2 separate regions of the Homo sapiens genome follow, and region 1 is linked to region 2. Evidence: chromatin contacts called from ENCODE Hi-C data. All regions are on one chromosome and are shown on one strand. Each heading gives the region's core, a stretch centred on a gene start or an enhancer-like site at or near the end of the contact. The rest is flanking DNA. Distances are from core to core; before and after follow the strand shown. Region 1 overlaps PARD3 (par-3 family cell polarity regulator). Region 2 has its middle 92 kb from the start of LINC02628.

Evidence for each region. A loop is a pair of places that touch in the nucleus more often than their neighbours do. Pooled maps may share reads with other maps.
Region 1: a map with no recorded cell type shows a loop between it and region 2 (4-fold over the local background). The contact joins two enhancer-like sites. A Hi-C loop is called at or near these places in 3 of 37 single-sample maps with no recorded cell type and 2 of 50 pooled maps.

What each region holds. Positions count from the first base shown.
Region 1 is chr10:34,144,386-34,147,222 of GRCh38, forward strand. All of the region lies in intron 22 of PARD3 (par-3 family cell polarity regulator), which reads right to left. Among named protein-coding and RNA genes, the nearest start is that of LINC02629, 240 kb to the left of the region's middle. Within about 2 kb of position 1,511, at least 2 of the 41 ENCODE cell types and tissues checked have a DNase peak (open chromatin) inside an H3K27ac peak, as active enhancers do.
Region 2 is chr10:33,507,863-33,510,687 of GRCh38, forward strand. No RefSeq gene overlaps it. Among named protein-coding and RNA genes, the nearest start is that of LINC02628, 92 kb to the right of the region's middle. Within about 2 kb of position 1,454, at least 8 of the 41 ENCODE cell types and tissues checked have a DNase peak (open chromatin) inside an H3K27ac peak, as active enhancers do.

The sequences.
Region 1 (2,837 bases), core at 261-2,760, 640 kb after region 2:
CCTGAGATACTCAGAATGAATCCATTGTAATTCCTGGTTTGTGATACACTCTTGCTAGTGATGGTTTCATTGCTTACTTTCATTTAGTTATGATGAAAGTGCCATGCTCAATATTATTAAATGTAAGTTGCCAGTATGAATCTATTACACAAAGCAAAAGCTAGGAATTTAATAATAAGCCATGTCTAACCAAATTCCTCTGGTATTTAGACATTTCTGGGTAATATATTTATATCACTATCTCCTGATTTATTACTGTTAAACACACCTGTTGACTTCCTACAAAGGTAGATGAAGCATTAGCTCTCTTACACTCAAATCCAAATTCTGACTCCAAATTCCCATCTTCCACATCTTCCCAATATAATTATAGCAAAATTTATATGAAAATGATTTTACAATCTGATTTTTCAGATTTCCAGGAGAACAAGTCTATCATGGCTTATTAAGCCCAATTTTTTTCCTGGAGCCCTCTAACCTCAAAAGCTCCCACCACATACGCCAATCTAGGCTGCCTGCTTCCTGGTTTTCTGCACAGCAGAAGTCCTGGGACTTGTTAAAGCACACATTCGGTGGCTGCCTAAAAGGGTATTAGAACTAAAATATTTTGCGTTTGCATGCTTTAAATGTATGTATTCTATCATTACCACTCACTGACAGTTTGGCTAGGTATGGAATTTCAGGTAACAAAACATTACCCTTCAATATTTGAATGTGTTGCTCTATTATCTTCTAGCTTACAAGACTGATGTGAAGAAATCTGATTATATTCTGATTCTCAACTCTTCATTGTGTGTGTGTGTGTATATATATATATATATATATATATATATATATTTTTTTTTTTTTTTTTTTTACAGGATCTTCTCTTTCTGGTATTCCAAAACTTCACAATGCTGTCCTTTTTGAAAAATTGATTTTGCTCAGCACTAGGTGATTCTTTAATCTGGAATCTTAAGTTCTCCAGTTCTGGAAAAGATTCTTGTGTTATTTCTCTAATAATCTATCCTTTATTATCTCTGTTCTCTCTTTCTAGAAATTGTTTTCTTTAAATATTGGACCTCCCAGAATGAACTTTTCACTTCCTTTCTTTCTCACTATACTGCTCTTTGTCCTATAGCTCATGTTTTCCTTTATGGGAAACTTCTCAACCTCATCTATCAAGCCTTCTATTGTGTTTCTTAATACTGATATTGTATTTATTATTTTCTAAGAGTTCTTTCCCATTTACTCAATAATCCTTTCAATAGCCTCCTGTTCATCTTTGATGGTTTTAACATCATTTCTATTTCACAGAATTACTGTTTATAATTCCTTAATATTTTTCTCTTCTCTTAATTTTATGTTTCCTCCAAGTTCTTAAAGAAAACAAACAAACGTTGTTTGTTTTGGACTCTGTCTTCCACAATTATGGCTTTTCTGAAATGTTTCACATGTTTTTCTGCCCTTTTATATTTAAGAGTGAAGCACTAAAAAGCAGATTAGTCACTGTGTGCTTCAGGGGGGTTTATGAAATGGTGGACAGGAAGGCTGGGCAGAGTGTCACTTTTTTGGTTGGGAATTCTCATGACAGTGTATGTGGACTCCTTTTCCAGGGCAATTCCATGTCTTCCGAAGAGAATCTAGCAATCTTTGGTGCGGGGTGCATAAGCTTGATTCTTGACATTCCAGTGTGATTCTGTCATTCTATATTAACTATGTCCATTTTCACAAAAATAGAGTTACTATTTCTATATCTCATTCTGTTTCTTGTTTTGGAGTGATTTCCAAAAGGAAAAGAGGAAGAAATAGCTTTACTCTCTAATGTTAGACTTTCTAATTTCTGTTATTCTTAATTCTCAATTATTTTCAAATAGCTTAAATGTCTTTTCAAGAATAAAACTGGTATATGGATGCTTATATATTTTTTTAAGTAGACGAAAGACATGGATGTAAATGTTCCAAAATGGTAACAGCTATTGGTTATAATTACAGAATTATGTCCACCACTTCCTAACACACTTTAGGAATAATTTCTGTATTACTTTTTTACAATATTTATGGTTAATTTAGGGAGTACATTTTTAAAACATTGAGTTTGTAATCTACAAAGCTCCAAATACAAATACTGTTTTAAAGATTTAACCGAGTCCTCCACACTTTTTCTCCCAAGCACATGACCTGGTGCTATACTCAAACTAGTTTTCCTTTCTTTGACATGTGATGAAAATCACAGTTTGGCTTTAGTTTTTGCCCACATTTACTTCTGCTGGTCAATATGGTGACTGTGACATACAATTTTTAATCCTCTGTTTCAATCTTTGCTGGTCTTCACTCTTCGTTCTCCTGCTAAAGAGTGACCAGCTCCTATTCTGATCTCTCAGGAGTATCCCACTGATGCTGGTGACAAAGAACGTTTCCCACTTTTCCCACTGCATGCTCCTATCACCACTATGGAAGCGCATGCCTCAAGAATACAATTTCAGGCTCCAGCACATCCCCACCAGTAGATATTGTAGTTTTGTGGCTAAGGCGTGCAAATCGATACAAGTAAACTGAACCTGATTAAAGTTTCTGAAAATCACAGTCTTAGAAGAACCGAGTGGTAAGCTGATTAGCCAAAGGTTTACTGAAAGCCTTTTTTGTTTCAATCCTTGTGTTTGAAAATCCTTCTAGAAAGTAATAAAGGTCTCATCCATCTTGAAAAGAAGGAATAATGGATATTTAACTTAAAAAAAAAAAACTTTTGAGATTTTCATGACTCACTGTTGAGTACTTTGTAGAAAAAAAGGACGAAATTGAGTTCTTTTGGTTTCTCACTATTTTTCTGACAGACCCCCCACCTCACCCCGATAACA
Region 2 (2,825 bases), core at 204-2,703:
AATTTCTGGGATTACAGGCGTGAGCCACTGTGTCTGGCCTGGACTAGGGAAATCTTAATTGCTCTGAGAAAATGCAATCTCCTCTTCTTTCCTCCCTCCCTCCTTCTCTGTCTTTTACTCTCTCTTCTCTCCCCGTGAGAGAGCTGCACTTTGCACTCTTTCTTAAGCCACCGATCTTCTCAATGGACTCAGAATTTTGACAGCTTTTACAGTAGGGAACCCTACCACAGCACGGACCTTGATACCTCTTTGAACAGGCGAAGGTCAAGGCAAAACACAGAGTGAAAGCTTCAATAAATATTTCAAAACACACTCTTGCCACATCACCTTTCGCTTATTTTTACAATATGCTGCACGCTTACTCACTCTCACACTCACAAACATAACTGCACAAACATCATTTCCCATTCTTTTGATGTTTAAATACTTTCCTTCTCCTATCAGATGAAGTTTATATTATCTAGGCTTTGTCTCTGACAATTCTGATGTTGTTGTTATGGAAATATGTCAAGACATTTCTTTGTAAAAATTCCCAATGAGGCTGGGCACAGTGGCTCACACTTGTAATCCCACCACTTTGGGAAGCTGAGGTAGGAGGATCACTTGAGTCCAGGAATCAAGACCAGCCTGGGCAACATTGTAAGACCCCATCTTTACAAATAATAGTAATAATAATTAGCTGGGCATGGAGTGCATGCCTGTAGTCCCAGCTACCCAGGAGGCTGAGGTGGGAGGATGGCTTGAGCTTGGGAAGTTGAGGGTGCAGTGAGCTGTGATCATGCCACTGTGCTCTAGCCCAGGTGACACAGTGAGATTCTATCTAAAAAAAATTTTCCAATAAACTTTACATTATAGTGATGCCCCTGTGGTTGTGGGCAATGTATAAATGATTTGACTAATTTTTTCCCATATGTCAATTCAACCCTCAATATTTTCCAAATTTATCTTAGAATTTATATTTAAATTTATGAATTATCTTGAAAGACCTGATTGTTTGGAATCTACCCTCATCTATTCTACTTATTTGAATCTTTAGAAAGATTATTAAAGGAATATTTAAGTGTGTTGTTTCATGGAAATTAGGAATACCGAGTTATAATGTAAATATATTCATTCAGAAACTGGGGTGGGGGTCGGGGGGGAAGTCCTCAGGGAAGATACAGTATTCACTATTGACGTTGGTTTAATATTGCTTTGTACAGTTGTTTAATATGTACGTTGTTTGTATTTTATCTTGTATATATCTCTCCACCACACATTAATCCTTGGACTGTTAGTACATACAGAACACATGTCGGGATGCTTTCTCAGTGGACCTCATCTTCAGGGATCATTTTATTTCCACAGTTTAGTGCCTCCTTACTAGAATAGAGAACTCCATAATTTTTTCTAAAGATTCTATCAGTCTTGATCCAATGTGCTAGGTGATAAATGACTGAACGCTGGCCCCGGAGGGGAAGTTAGCAATGAGTCATGCTGTCTCCTAGTAACCAGTCAGTAAATAGCTTCCAGCAAATATTTTAAACCTCAAAGCACACTTACCTTTGGTATTATCCTTAGACAGACTATCCTCATCTATATCTGCACTCTCATCTCTCTTTCAGAACTTCTAAGAAAGGAGAAAAAGTGGGATCGGGTTTGCATATGACGTCACCCCCTTGAAAACCCACATGAAAACATTCCTACCCCAGGGAGTCTGTCTCAACAAACCTTTTCCTTGATTTGTTTCTCTGTATTTTGCTTGCCCTCAAATGTTATGAAGCCATGTATACTCCACGTAATTTTCATTTGTTTGTTTCTAGATAGGCCCTTCTATGTAACTATTCAATGAGTCCATACTGATGTGTGATTTCAGAGTTTAGCATGGAGGTCAGCACACGATCAGAACAGAAAGCGACACTCAAGCACCCTGCTCACACATCCCACCAATGACACTGTTTCAGACTAATTAATTTACATGTGTAAAGGTTATTTAAAACATAAATCCTCCCTAAGTGAGAGGTGGGAAAGGGGAGAATTAAGCCTATTAATCTTGTTCACCTTATCCCCACGTAAGACTGTTTTCTTTAGACATTTAGGGTCAGACTCTGTAGCATGGGAGTCCTTATTAGGGATATGGAAAAAAACACGAGAGTTCGTTTTGGAGCATGGAACATCAAAAGATGTGTCTATGTAAATGAATGCAAAAGGCTACTTTAGATGGACAGAGAGCAGCAAGAGAGCTCCAGACTTTAGCAAAGGAGGGATGCAAAGAGAAATAACTAGGAAGGGAAGATGAGTAGCAGGAACCAAGGTCACTGTGAACCCTCTTAGCCTAACTCTAAGGTACGGCTGCAAGTCTCTGAATTAAACTGTGAGCCTTTTAAAGATGTGATTTCTTCTGTTTCCTTGTTTTCCTCTAAAACTCTATACAGAGTAAGTGTGCAGCAAATGTTTGCTGAACAAATACACTTCCATTTTAGGTAAAAAGTATAGATGGTCCCTAGACAGAAAATAAAGCACTAAGACTGTTTGGCAGGGTTATAAGAGGTAGCGCTGAGATTTTGCCAAGAAGGCTTTTGGCTTTTGGCTTTTGGAAAATTAGTCCCAAAAGTTAGTGCTCTCTTGGATAAACTGAACCCCCGATCCTTCTTCAGGGCATCTTTTAAAATTTATTTATTTTTTATTTTTTTCAGACCAAGTCTCACTCTGTTGCACTCCCAGGCAGGAGTGCAATGGGGTGATCTCGGCTCACTGCAACCTCCACCTCCCAGGTTCAAGCTATTCTCCTGCCTCAGCCTCCCAAGAAGCTGGGATTACAGATGCTCGCCACCATGTCTGGCTAA